2 separate regions of the Mus musculus genome follow, and region 2 is linked to region 1. The links are chromatin contacts, found by Hi-C or POLR2A ChIA-PET in ENCODE. All regions are on one chromosome and are shown on one strand. Each heading gives the region's core, a stretch centred on a gene start or an enhancer-like site at or near the end of the contact. The rest is flanking DNA. Distances are from core to core; before and after follow the strand shown. Region 1 holds the start of Zbtb25 (zinc finger and BTB domain containing 25). Region 2 holds the start of Hspa2 (heat shock protein 2).

What was found. Hi-C counts contacts between places; a loop is a spot of excess contacts on that map. ChIA-PET counts read pairs that join two places held with the same protein, here RNA polymerase II (POLR2A).
Region 2: a loop to region 1 is called in a map of gastrocnemius, with 7 times the contacts of the local background. The contact joins the promoter of Hspa2 here to the promoter of Zbtb25 in region 1. A Hi-C loop is called at or near these places in 13 of 37 maps with a recorded cell type or tissue (CH12.LX, adrenal gland, gastrocnemius and 2 more). POLR2A ChIA-PET finds 5 or more read pairs at or near these places in 4 of 5 experiments (Patski and embryonic stem cell).

Annotation. Positions count from the first base shown.
Region 1 is chr12:76,365,270-76,371,476 of GRCm38, forward strand. It overlaps Zbtb25 (zinc finger and BTB domain containing 25), which reads right to left and starts at 4,291. Exons shown (of 3, transcript NM_028356.2): 1 at 4,171-4,291. Zbtb1 (zinc finger and BTB domain containing 1) reads left to right here and starts at 5,251. Exons shown (of 2, transcript NM_178744.3): 1 at 5,251-5,461.
Region 2 is chr12:76,399,787-76,406,885 of GRCm38, forward strand. It overlaps Hspa2 (heat shock protein 2), which reads left to right and starts at 4,390. Exons shown (of 2, transcript NM_001002012.1): 1 at 4,390-4,503; 2 at 4,743-7,099. The coding sequence starts at 4,748. The coding sequence ends at 6,649. It overlaps 4930426I24Rik (RIKEN cDNA 4930426I24 gene), which reads right to left and starts at 4,208. Exons shown (of 4, transcript NR_166810.1): 1 at 3,371-4,208; 2 at 3,009-3,109.

The DNA of each region.
Region 1 (6,207 bases), core at 3,041-5,540:
GCCTAGAATACTCAGCTCTTCATTCTCTCACACCGTAAGCATCTTTAACGGACTTTATAATCAATTATCAGTAAAAGATAGGAAAGCTGGCAGAGGAATGTCAAGCTTTTATGAACTACTTACTCATGGCTAGAAATACACAAGTTAAAAGGTCTCCAGTGCTACCTGATAAAAGGCTTCCCACAAGTGTAGCTGGTATTTGTAAAATGGTATTTTTTGATGATTGTGGATGTGTGACAGTTGATCTGGTTTTATTTGTGAGACGAGATCCCACAATAACCTAGTCTGACCTAGAATTTACTTTGTAGCCCAGGCTGAACTGAAGTCTATGTTCTCTTGCCTCAAGCTCCTGAATAGAGGGATCATAAGCGTATACCATAATTCCCAACAAGTATGGAAGAATGTTTACTATCGCATAAGTATCCCAAAGAATTGTGTTCATTATAGTAGATAAATAAATATCAATGATTATTGTAAATGTGACTTTAAACTACAATTTTAGGTGGTTTAAGGAATCTAAGTAATTAGACATACTGTTGCATACCTGTAATTCCAGCTCATAGAAGTTTGAGGCCTGAACTTAGAAAACCCTATCTCAAAAAGAAAACAAACAGGAGACTTGGGGGAAGGGCCCTCCCTGTACTCACCCCCATCCCAAAGCAAATCCCTGGAGCTCACTGGCTTAGCCAGGTTACATGAATCAGTGAGCCCCACCTTCAGTAAGGAAGACACCCAAGGTCAACCTCTGACCTCAGATCCACACACACAAACACACACCCCTCAAAGAAAAGAAACAGAAATGTGCTAAACTAATGCACTAGTAGAGTGGTTAGAGGCCAGGAAGGGCCACACCATTTCCAAACTTTCTGGTGAAAAGTATCTAGGAAAAAGAACCACTTATTCTTAGACCCTTTTAAATTGATTTCCATAATGTCTAAAAATGATACAGGAACTGCCAAATCTGAAAATACAGGCACAGATCAAACCTGCCAGGAACCCATTCACAGACAATGTTAGAGAAGACGTGATGGATGACACAGGAAAGGGCAGTTACATTCTAGAAATCTTCAATAGGATAGTCTGGAGCCCTGGTCTGTGGGCAGACAGCCTTTTCCATCCTCTGTGTGTGTGTGCCTGTCTGTCTGATAAAGCACTAGGCCAATAAAACTTAGAAATAAAAAACTTAATACGAAAGAGACAAGAGTCTTCTTGATTTATTCTAAAGACTACATCTAACAAGAGTAAAAGAGGTCCTCACAGGCCAGGGAAAGTGAAAGAGGGCAAAACTAGAGGAGACCCAGAGTGCAGCGGGCAAGTGACTGAGCTGCTGTGTGAGTGAGCTACCATCTTCTCTGCCAGAGAATAACAGCTCCATGAACACACTTCTAGCACAGACTAAATAATACCCTCTGCCTAAAAAGCCTGCTGTTTCAGAATTAAACATTGGTTTTGATCTGTATCTACAAAAGCAATTAATTACAAAATCTCAAAACCTTAATAATATACACTTTTCTTAAGGTTAATTTAATAGAAGAAAAAAAGGCCCAATAAAATGAGAACAGAAACCTAACAACGGGTGGGGATATAATATAGCCCAGTAGTAGAGGCTTTGTCTGGCATTCTCAAGATGGCAGGTTTGATCCCCAGAATACAACCAAGTACAATTAAAATGAACTAATCATGAAATTTCATGTTAGCTTTGAGTACTGTCTTTTTCCTCCACTTTCTTTTGGGGGTGGGTGAGTGAGTGGGGTGGTGAGACAGGGCTCACTATGTAGCTCTGGCTGTCCTGGAACTTACTATGTAGACCAAACTGGCCTTGAACTCTGTCTCCCAAGTACTGGGATCTAAAAGGTGTGCACTACTATGCCTGGCAAAACATATTCTATGTGTACTTGCATGAATTCAGGCATACCATATGTACGCAGGAGCCTGTGGAAACCAGAAGGAATCCGTTTCCAGGAACTGGAGTTATTTCAAGTTAAGAGCCACATGGGCGCTGGAAGCCAAACCTGGGTTGTCTATATGCACAGTAAGCGCTCTCAACTGATGAGCCATCTCGACAGACTAAAGGAAGAAGCAGTGGCTGAGGAATCTAACTGGCATGAAGTGGAGATCAAAGGATCCAATTCCATCGCTGGTAGAGGTAACTACTATCAACTATTTTCTTTTTGGCTTTCTCTAAGGACTCAGATGCACTTGCTCTGTGGGATAAACAAGCAGAAAGGGGGCACAGGAAGTGGTGTAGGGCTACTTTACAATTCATCAAAATAAGAGCACCTGCACTGCTTTTCTATAGGAACTCTGACAGTTCGCCAACTCTTTCCTAGCTCTTACTTCAAAAATGGACAAATTGGTCAGATACCACCAGCAGCTTGCAGGGAATAAATCACTTTGGGTCAGCGGTAGGTTAGGCACTATGCTGCACTTCCCAGCGTGCTAGGAGATTTTACTGCCAAGCCGCTCAGGCCCCTCCTCCTCAGCTAGACAGCCTGGCTCCTTTGCATTCCCCTCAGGAGATCGGGTGGAAGTACATAGCTCCACTTTGTAAGGCATAGAGGGCAGCTGAAAGTCCTGCCTGGCCTCTCTGAGCAACCACAGGCGCCAATAAATCAGCCACAGGCGATTCTCTCACCCCCTTCCTGGGGAGCAAGATGTAATGCGAAAGAGCACTGACTAGGCTTGGAAGATAAGTGATTGAGACTCACATTCCTTTGCCAACTACTCTTGTCACCACAGTCAGGTATACCTCTCTGGCTCACTCACTTCTGCCGACTTAAAACATATTTATAACAAGACAATACTACCCTTTTAGGGAATTCAGTTATTAAAACTGCCGGCAAAGGTTAGCACACAAAACTAAACCTGACTGGAAACTCCTTACAGCTTATTATAGTACTGGGCATGACAGTCTAGTGTGTGGTGGGGTAGGTGGGGGTCTTCTTGCTGACCACCCAGGATGTCTCATTGCTCCCTAACTGAATCCCAGCCATCTTGACTATTTCACACCTACTCATCCCACCCCCAAGTCAGGCAGTGGCTATGTACCTATATCTAGGTTGCTTCAAGAATGATGCCTAAACCTAAGGCCGAGACACGTGGCCAGACCAGGGGGCATACACTCTTAGTTCCTGCGAGTGAGAGCCCGACCTAAGATCCATTGCTACTTCTACACTAGCCTGGGCTATCAACTTGAGAAGTCCTGTAAACCTGATGTAATTTTAATCACTTCTGGAGTATACACTGTCCAAAGCAGGATAAACTGGCACTGCAGTCCTGAGGCTAATTATGAAAGGTGCAGAAACTTTGATCGGGCAACACTCTGCTTCTTAGGCCGGGTGTTAGCTGTGAAATGAGGGATGGACTCGATATTTAAGGTCCTTTTCAGCTGAAAAACTCTGATTCTAAGATGTACTTCAATTCTGTCAATCGACAGCTCTGCAGCTTTTGAAGGACTTGCTGGAGTCCCTCGAGGAAGAAGGCCAACTTTAATCCCTTAGAGGGAGATGGGAGTTAATTTATAAAACACACAACACTAGCTGCTATCAGGTTCCAGGTACAGCGCAGTGCGTTACCTAAGCAACTGATAACGGCTTGATTCCTCCAAATGAGTGCTAGGGAGACGATGATATAAGATGGGGGCCAGAATTCAAAATGAAAAACCACTGGGCTAAGAGAAAAATTAATTATTAGGGTAGGGGGCTACTTGCCCTAGATGCTAGGTACTCACAAACTGGATGGGGGAGGGGAGAGTGAGGGCTGCGCAGCCCGATCTGGACACCCGCCCACTTGCTAGAGCCTGGAGGCCTGACGCGGCCGCCCAGGACCCGGCTGACACAGACGGATTGAGGCTTCTGCGCCCGCTCGGAGCCCGGCCCGCAGCGGGAATGGGCTCTAAGGCTGTGCGGCAATCGCGCGCGCCATCCCGCCCGCGTTAGGCCCCGGCGGCCCACGGCCAGGGGCGGCTCCGCGCGCCCAGCACTCGCTCGCCGTTGCTAATGTCCTCCTTGGGCCCTGACTGACATCTCCAACGGACCAAAAACAGCACCCCTCTCCCCGGCTACTTGCATCTGTCCCGCGACGGGTGCAGCTGCAGCCGCCGCCCGGGCGGCTCGCGGCGGGAGGGACTGAGCCCGGAGCAGCCCACAGGGGCAGGGCCGCGTTGCTTACCCAGACTCCGCCGCGGCGGCGGACTGGCGGGCGGGCTTCTCTGTGCGGGAGGGGCGGGCTCCCGCGCGGCGCACACCACGCGGCTGCGCCCGCTCACGCACCCGGCGGGCTGCTCTCGCGCGGCTTCCCGCGCCCGGCCCACGTGACCGGACTGCCGGGAAGCGAGCGGCACCCCGGCTAGTGTGCGTGCCTGCCTGCGTGCGTGCGTGCGTGCGCGCGCGCCTGCCTGCCCGCCCGAGTGGCCAAGGCGGGGGTCGGCCCCGCGCTCCGGGCGCGCCTCTGCCACGGTCCCCAGTCGTGACTGGAGGCGGAAGTGTGGGGACAAGTTCGAGCGTCACTGGCTCCCCACACGTCTTGGCGTGACCTGGGAACTTTCCCCGGCGTGTGCAAAAAAAAAAAAAAAAAAAAAACCCAAAAAACAAAAAAAAACCACGGGTGCCCCCTCGGCCCTGGGTGGGGACGGGCAAGGATGCACCGGCGTCTGGCGCGGGAGGGGGACGAGGGCGCGGGGCAGGCAGCCACATGCGGCGGGAGCCAGGGAGGGAGGCGGGCCGGGCGGGGCATGGCGGGGGAAGTGACTCAGGCCCGAGGCTGGCGGGCCCACGCGAAGAGGAGTCGGGGGGCACGGAGGACCCCGAGCGGACAGGCTTTAGGCTGGACGGGACGAGAGTGTCACCCCCCCCTCCAGGCGTCCAGGGTGGAGCGCGGGGGCGGGTCCAACTGCGGGGCCCTGCGGGACAGGGGTCTGACATCTGGGTAGAGGGCGATCGGCATCCAGCCCTGGGGGAGTCGGGAGGATCCCAGTGGCGTCCAGCTGTGCAAACAGGAGGAGGGCCAAGCCGACTCCGGGGAGAGGGGCGACAGTGCTGCTCCAGCCGCCGCCGCCCGGGCGCCCGCGCTGCGGGCAGTGCCAGCCTCCCCGGCCCGACGCAGAAACTTGTTGCAACCAACAGGCGACCGCGGGTGCCCCTAGCCGCCAGCGGCGGAGTGGGTGGGCGGGCGAGAGGGAGGGGAAGGCTGGCGGACGCCGCCGCGAACTGGTGGGCAGACCCGGAGTCGCCGCGTAAGCGGGGCCGGCTCAGTGCGGTGCGGCAGGCGCGGCTGTGCGGCAGCGGAAGTCCTTTGTTGCAGCGCAGTCCCTGGCAGAGCCCGGAGTGTCTCGGCGCAGCCCAGCCGAGCGCCGCGCGCCGTCAACTGCAGCCCGCAGCCCCTCGCCTCCGCCCGCCTTCCCAGCGGCTCCGCTGCCCTCAACTCCATAAAACCTCCGCAGCCGCGCGTCCCACCGCGCCCGGTGAGTAGCTGCCAGTCGTCGGGGCCATTTGCGCAACTTTGGCCGAAGCTGGGCCACGGGCCTGGCGGAGTGCGTGGCCGAGGCGGCGCCGACCGGTGCGGGGAGCCGGAGCGTGGAAAGCGCGCGGCGAGGAGCCGGTGGCGGGGGTCTGCCGAGCGGCTTCGCTCGGGGCCGGCCGTCAGTCCGGTGCGCGCGGCCTCTCCGGGTTCCGGACGAATCCCCTCTCCAGACGACTTCCCAAATTACTTCTTTTCCCTTTATTTTATTTTGTGCTGGGGGGGTGGGGGGAGGGGAGGTGGAGGCGGGAGGCCGCGCTTGATTGACGGGCCCAGAGCGCGCTTCGCTAACTTCCAGCTGCGGCTGGGCGGCCGGTGGGAGGGGAGCGTCCCGGAGCCGGAGGCCGCAGACTTGGGCGCGCTCCGAGGGAGGAGGCGGCTGGGCCGCGCGGATTCCTGCTTCGCTCTTTCCCACCCCCGCTCCTCAGCACACACGCTTTTTGTTCGGGTCCAAAGTGGTAGGTCTCGGGGGTTTGGGGGGTTTTCTGTGTACGAGATCCTCCCCCCCGCCCCCCGAGTCCCGAGAAGAAAGTGCTTTTTGCCTCCAGTGGTGGGCGCTTACAAGTAGAAGTTCTGGTGGAGGCGGTGAGCTAGTTGGGTGGCGATCTGGAGTCCTTGCTGCTGAAGCGTGCAGGCGTGGATCTGGGCTCAGCCGCCGCTCCCAGGCTCCCTTTCCACCTTAGCCACTCG
Region 2 (7,099 bases), core at 3,140-5,639, 35 kb after region 1:
ATTCAGGTGCATGTATGTTGGCAAATAATAATAAAAAAAAGCATACAGAAGTTGAGTATCTTCATTTCCACTTAATTATATCAAGGGCAATTTCCTGTGTTATCAAAATCTTGTACTCAGGGCTGGAGAGATGGCTCAGCAATTAAGAACACTTGCCGACTTTCCCTTTCCAGAGGCTCTGAGTTCAGTGTCCTGCATCCACCTCCACCAGCTCACGACTACCTGTAACCCCAGCTTCAGGTGATCCAAGTCCCTCTTTGGACTCTGTAGACACATACATACCATACAGGGGCACAGACACATATATAAAACAAATCTTAAAAAAATAAGAGGGGTTGGGGCTTTAGCTCAGTGGTAGAGCACTTGCCTAGTAAGCGCAAGGCCCTGGGTTCGGTCCTCAGCTCTGGAAAAAAAAAAATCCAAAAAAACAAGAAAAAGCCGGGCAGTGGTGGCGCACGCCTTTAATCCCAGCACTAAGGAGGCAGAGGTAGGTGGATTTCTGAGTTCGAACTCACCTGGTCTACAGAGTGAATTCCAGGACAGCCAAGGCTACACAGAGAAACCCTGTCTCAAAAAACCAAAAATAAATAAAATAAATAAATAAATAAGAGATATGATGATAAATGTTCCCAAATATTAATGCTACTGTAGCATTAGTTTTAAAAATCTTGGGCTGGAGAGATGGCTCAGCGGTTAAGAACACTGACCGCTCTTCTGAAGGTCCTGAGTTCAAATCCCAGCAACCACATGGTGGCTCACAACCATCCCTAATGAGATCTGATGCCCTCTTCTGGGGTTCTGAAGACAGCTACAGTGTACTTACATATAGTAAATAAATAAATCTTAAAAAAAAAAATCTTGTGACTAGCTGGGCATGGTAGTACATGCCTTTAATCCTAGCACTTGAGAGACAGAGGCAGACAGATCTCTGTGAATTCAAGGCCAGCCTGCTCTATATAGTGAGTTCTGAGACAGCCAGTGCTAAAAGGAAAGAAAAAAAATCCTGTAAATATATATACGCACATATTAAATATATGCACAAAATACTGTAAATATATATATTTACACACATATATACACGATGTATATATGTGTATATATATGTACACACACAACATGTGTGTATATATATATGTATATATATATACACACACATATACAGACACACAATTCACCATGGCATATATGTAACTGCTTTTTGTGTTAGATATTTAAGCCATTTCCAATTTACTGTTACCACCATAAATGATAGCACAGGCTTTTTCTATTATCTCCTTAGGAAGAACCCCACACAAGTTAGCATCAGATAAAGGGAATGGCCTCTTCAAGGCAAAAACAAAAACACTGCCCCATGATCATCCAGGAATACTGCAGTAATGGGCAGTCTCGGAAGGGTTTGCCTCTTTTGCTACACCACTGATAACACAATATTATCTGGTTTTAAAAAAAAAGTGCGGATTTAACAATGTATAATGGACTGTGATTTTAACTTTTAATTTACTTTGGGTTTCCTGTTTCAATCTATAGCTCATTCTGACCTGGACTCAGTATGCAGTAATCTTCCTGCCTCCTGGTCCTGAGATTAGGAACATGCCACCACACCCACCCGAACTTTTAAAATGAATTCTGAATTATCTAAAAGAAGAAAAAAAAAGCCTGTTTTAAAACATAATTATACATAAACACAGGAAATGTAAAAGATGTCAATATAAGATCAGTATGTGCTAACATTCTGTGACTGAAGAAGTGTCACATAAAGGTGCTATTACTGTATCTTTTGGGGGAAGGCTCAAGATACCGTGTACAGCGTGAAAATGTAATTTTACCAGGTGAAAAGTGCAAGCAGAAAAATGCAGCTAAAAACACAGGTATAGCTGCTGCTGTCATCTCAGTGAACTGTTAAAGATGCATGTGGTGGAAGATTACAAGTTTTGTCTGCAATGGCTTCATCAATAGGACATAGTTACTTCAGAAATGAAGCTCTAAGGGTCTCTGTATGAACCGGTTTTGGGCCTGGCAGCTCTCAGTCTTGTTTTGTTTAAATTGTAAGGAGAGTGCCTGAGTCATGTGCAGTGCCCTTGGAGGCCAGAAGAGGGCGTTGGATCCTATTGAACTGGAGGTACAAATGTTTGTTAGTCCTCATCTTAGGATGCTGAGAACTGAACCCAGGCCCTCTATAAGAGCAAGCTGCTAGCTTCTTAACTGCTGAGACATCTCTCCAGCCCGCTACCTTCCATATTTAAAGATTCATTTAAAAATATTATAATAATAACAATAATATAATAAAGGTGTTTTGTCTACATGGATGTGTACCATCTGCTTGCCTGAGGTTTATTTATTTTTTTACTTATGTATGTATGTATGTATGTGCGTGCCTTTATGAGTTTATGTGCACTTGAATACAAAAGCCCAAGGACGTCAGAGAGTGGTGACATTCCCTAGAACTGGAGTTAATGGTGGTTGTGAACCGCCATATGCATGTTGGGAACAGAACCCAGGACCCTGCAAGAGTAGTTAGTCCCCTTCCTAGCTGAGCCATCCCTTCAGCTCCATCCCCTCTCTTCCTCTTCGCTGAATTTCCCCAGAGCTGGGTATATAAGCACAGACTATCACATATGGTCTGATATTTTCTTTAATCCTTTCCTATTTCAAGTTTTTCTTCAGTTTCTTTCATGGAAAATAGAGAACTGCAGTTGCCAATGGCAAACGTGGTTTTGAAACTGTAAATTACATATAGGAATAGAAAGAATCTTTAAAACTTTCCCGATTAAGTTTTGTAGAACTCTGAGCTGGAGAGATGGCTCCGAGGGTAAGCACACTTACTGCTTCACCAAAGGACCTGGGTTCAGTTCCCAGCATCTGTGTCAGGTGGCTCAGGACCAAATGTCACTCTAGCTCTAGGGTCTCTAATTCTGGCCTCTGCACCACATTGCATACACACACACAGATAATTTTTTTTTTAATCAAAAGCTCTTTTAAAGTTTTTTATTGAATTCTGTCAACATTACCTTTTAGACAACGAAAACTTTCATGTTTCTCATACTGTCTTCTCCATCACTGTCTCACACGACTTACTGGCCAGTTTCAGAGGGGTGCTTCTTTCCTGGAGCTTCGAAGACAAAAACAAACAAACTAACAAACACCCCAAAGCACAAAAAGTTGCTTAACATATCCAGATTCTAATCTTCAATTCTGAACTCTTCTGCCCTCCTCGTCGCCCACATTCCACCACCTCAACCTCGATAAAGAATGCTTTTCTTACTCTCCTTTGCAGGAGTTAGGCATGTCACCTCCTCAGGGATGCTTTGATGTTTTCCCCTCAGGCTCTGTGTGCCCCTCCCTGCCCTCTGTTGTCACCGGACTGGCTTACCCCCTTATCACACGACTTAGGCCCGTTTCCCTTGTTCTTTTCATCTCATATTGGGCACCTGTCAAAGTTTTACAGCGACGACTGTCCTCAGCTTCCCATCCGTAAGGCGAGGCGGTCGTTCTACATTACAGGTCTCCGTTTTCCTGTAGGGAGTCCTTTTACAGGAGCCAGCTTCTGCCCACCCCCTTGTTCCAGAGAATACTTTCCAAAATTATTCTCAGATTCCGGCTAAACAAGTGCCAAAGACTCTTTTTCATCTACTTCCTCTCACAAGTCTGTGCTGCCAACCTATTCTTCTCATTCAACCGAACTCCGCGCAAAAGGACTAATTCCTTAACAAGATCACGCGTGCGGGGACGGGAGTCAGAGGGGTGACACTGGCTTATTACGCAGTGCCACCAAGAAGTCAAAACCGCCCATTAGGGCGCCTGAAAGAAAATAAACTAGGAAAGCCGAGGGAGAAAGTTGGGCGGAGGCGGCTCGCGAGCCGTAGCCGCTCGCGCTGCGCGGGAAGCCACCCGCCTCCCGGGTAAGCACCCCGCATCCTTCCCCGGTCGCGCACTTTCTGAGACGCGCTGGGAAGGGGGAGGGGTACTGACTCGTACCCGCCCAACTTCGCAGTCCCCGCCCTGGAACCGCCCCTCACCCAGCCCCAGTCCCCGCTACAGGAACAGCAGGGGCAGGGAAGGCGAGAACCGATCCCAGCCGTTCTGTATTCGATGCAACCGCCCTAGAAGGAATTCGGGCCCCGGGAGCCGAGTCAGTGGCGGCACCCGACACCGAACGGTACAGAAACCCTTTCGGAGGCCAGCGCCCCTTCCGTGCTGCCTCCGCGCGCCCCGCCCCGCGCCTCCCTGCCACACGCTTCGGATTCTGCGCTGCTCATTGGGCATCTGCCCCGCCAATCTGAAAGATGTTAGCGAATCACGCTTTAGAAAAGGCAAAGAGAACGGGAAAGGGGGCTTTCACACTGGCTCCCCTGGCGCGAGCTTAACGCCCCCAAAGCGGCTGGAGGCACTGGGCGGGGCTTCATTTGCATAACGGCCGCCCCTTGGTCTCCCTGCCCAAGGCTGGCGTCAAGCGCCTCACCCAACTAGATATCAGTTGGACCACCGGCTGGTCACTCCGACCAGGCAAGCCTGTGGGAGCGCCGGACGGGTTGGAGCGGGCGGGCCCGGGGACCGATTGGCTCTGAGAGTTTCCAGCAGGCAGGGAGGAGGGGACTATAAGAACCAGAAGCCCCGTAGAGGTCTCCGGGAGACGCTAGTCGCGCTCGTGGAGAGTTGTGAGAAGCGACCGTTGGCTCAGGTCCCGGCTTGCGCTTGCCTCTCCTGACGCTTTCGTCCTAACGTTGCTTTGCCTGTTTTTTCAGTCAGGATGTCTGCCCGCGGCCCGGCTATCGGCATCGACCTGGGCACCACTTACTCGTGCGTGGGGGTATTCCAACATGGCAAGGTGGAGATCATCGCCAACGACCAGGGTAACCGCACCACCCCCAGCTACGTGGCCTTCACTGACACCGAGCGTCTCATCGGCGACGCCGCCAAGAACCAAGTGGCCATGAACCCCACAAACACCATCTTCGACGCCAAGCGGCTGATCGGACGGAAGTTCGAGGACGCCACAGTGCAGTCCGATATGAAGCACTGGCCGTTCCGAGTGGTGAGCGAAGGTGGGAAGCCCAAAGTGCAGGTGGAATATAAAGGGGAGATGAAGACCTTCTTCCCTGAGGAGATTTCTTCCATGGTCCTCACTAAGATGAAGGAGATCGCCGAAGCCTACCTGGGGGGCAAGGTGCAGAGCGCAGTCATCACTGTTCCTGCCTATTTCAACGACTCGCAGCGCCAGGCCACCAAGGATGCGGGCACCATCACCGGCCTCAACGTGTTGCGCATCATCAATGAGCCCACAGCAGCGGCCATCGCCTACGGCCTGGATAAGAAGGGCTGTGCGGGCGGCGAGAAGAACGTGCTCATCTTTGACCTGGGCGGGGGCACCTTCGATGTGTCCATCCTGACCATCGAGGATGGCATCTTTGAGGTGAAGTCCACGGCCGGCGATACCCACCTGGGTGGCGAAGACTTCGACAACCGTATGGTCAGCCACCTGGCGGAGGAGTTCAAGCGCAAACACAAGAAGGACATTGGGCCCAACAAGCGCGCTGTGCGCCGGCTGCGCACCGCCTGCGAGCGCGCTAAGCGCACCCTGAGCTCGTCCACGCAGGCCAGCATAGAGATCGACTCGCTCTACGAGGGCGTGGATTTCTACACGTCCATCACCCGCGCCCGCTTCGAGGAGCTCAACGCCGATCTCTTCCGAGGGACCCTGGAGCCGGTGGAAAAGGCGCTGCGCGATGCCAAGCTAGACAAGGGCCAGATCCAGGAGATAGTGCTGGTGGGCGGCTCAACCCGCATCCCTAAGATCCAGAAGCTCCTGCAAGATTTCTTCAACGGCAAGGAGCTGAACAAGAGCATTAATCCCGACGAGGCGGTGGCCTACGGCGCCGCTGTGCAGGCGGCTATCCTCATCGGCGACAAGTCGGAAAATGTGCAGGATCTGCTGTTACTCGACGTGACTCCATTGTCGCTCGGCATCGAAACAGCTGGCGGTGTCATGACCCCACTCATCAAGAGAAACACCACGATCCCCACCAAGCAGACGCAGACCTTCACTACCTACTCAGACAACCAGAGCAGCGTGCTGGTGCAAGTGTACGAGGGCGAACGGGCCATGACCAAGGACAATAACCTCTTGGGCAAGTTCGACCTGACTGGGATCCCCCCAGCACCCCGTGGGGTCCCCCAGATCGAGGTCACCTTTGACATCGATGCCAACGGCATCCTTAACGTCACTGCTGCCGACAAGAGCACCGGTAAAGAAAATAAAATCACCATAACCAACGACAAGGGTCGGCTGAGCAAAGACGACATTGACCGGATGGTGCAGGAGGCGGAGCGGTACAAATCGGAAGATGAAGCAAATCGCGATCGCGTGGCAGCCAAAAATGCGGTGGAGTCCTATACCTACAACATCAAGCAGACCGTGGAAGACGAGAAACTGAGGGGCAAGATTAGCGAGCAGGACAAAAACAAGATCCTCGACAAGTGTCAGGAGGTGATCAACTGGCTTGACCGAAACCAGATGGCAGAGAAAGATGAGTACGAACACAAGCAGAAAGAGCTTGAGAGAGTGTGCAACCCCATCATCAGCAAACTTTACCAAGGCGGTCCAGGCGGCGGCGGCTCCTCTGGAGGGCCCACCATCGAGGAAGTGGACTAGGCTTGCGCTGGAGTCCGCGTAAACCTCTTTTCCTTTCTTTTCTTTTTTCTTTTTTTTTTTTTTTCCTTTTCTCCCTTTTGTTTTGGTTTCTTTTAAATGTCCTTGTGCCAAGTAAGATCTATTATTGGAAGTCTTTAGCCTGGTGCATACATATGAAAGGAAAGGTGCAACAACTTAGTTTAGTTATAAAAGGTTAGTTCTAAAAGTTTGATTTGGGGGAAAAATGAGGTTTCTCTTTAATGCATTTAGAGCGATTGCTGATTTAAGCTCTTTTTGTTGTTGTTAAGCTTACGTATGTACATGGAGATTTGCTTGAAAGTAGAACCCTGATGCTCGCACACCTGACCTGTGGAAGCTTGGTTACACTAAGACACAGGAAAGCTTGAATTGTTTATTTTTATGTACTATGAGATGAAAGTAAGCACTGCAGTGATATTAAAGACAGGTATA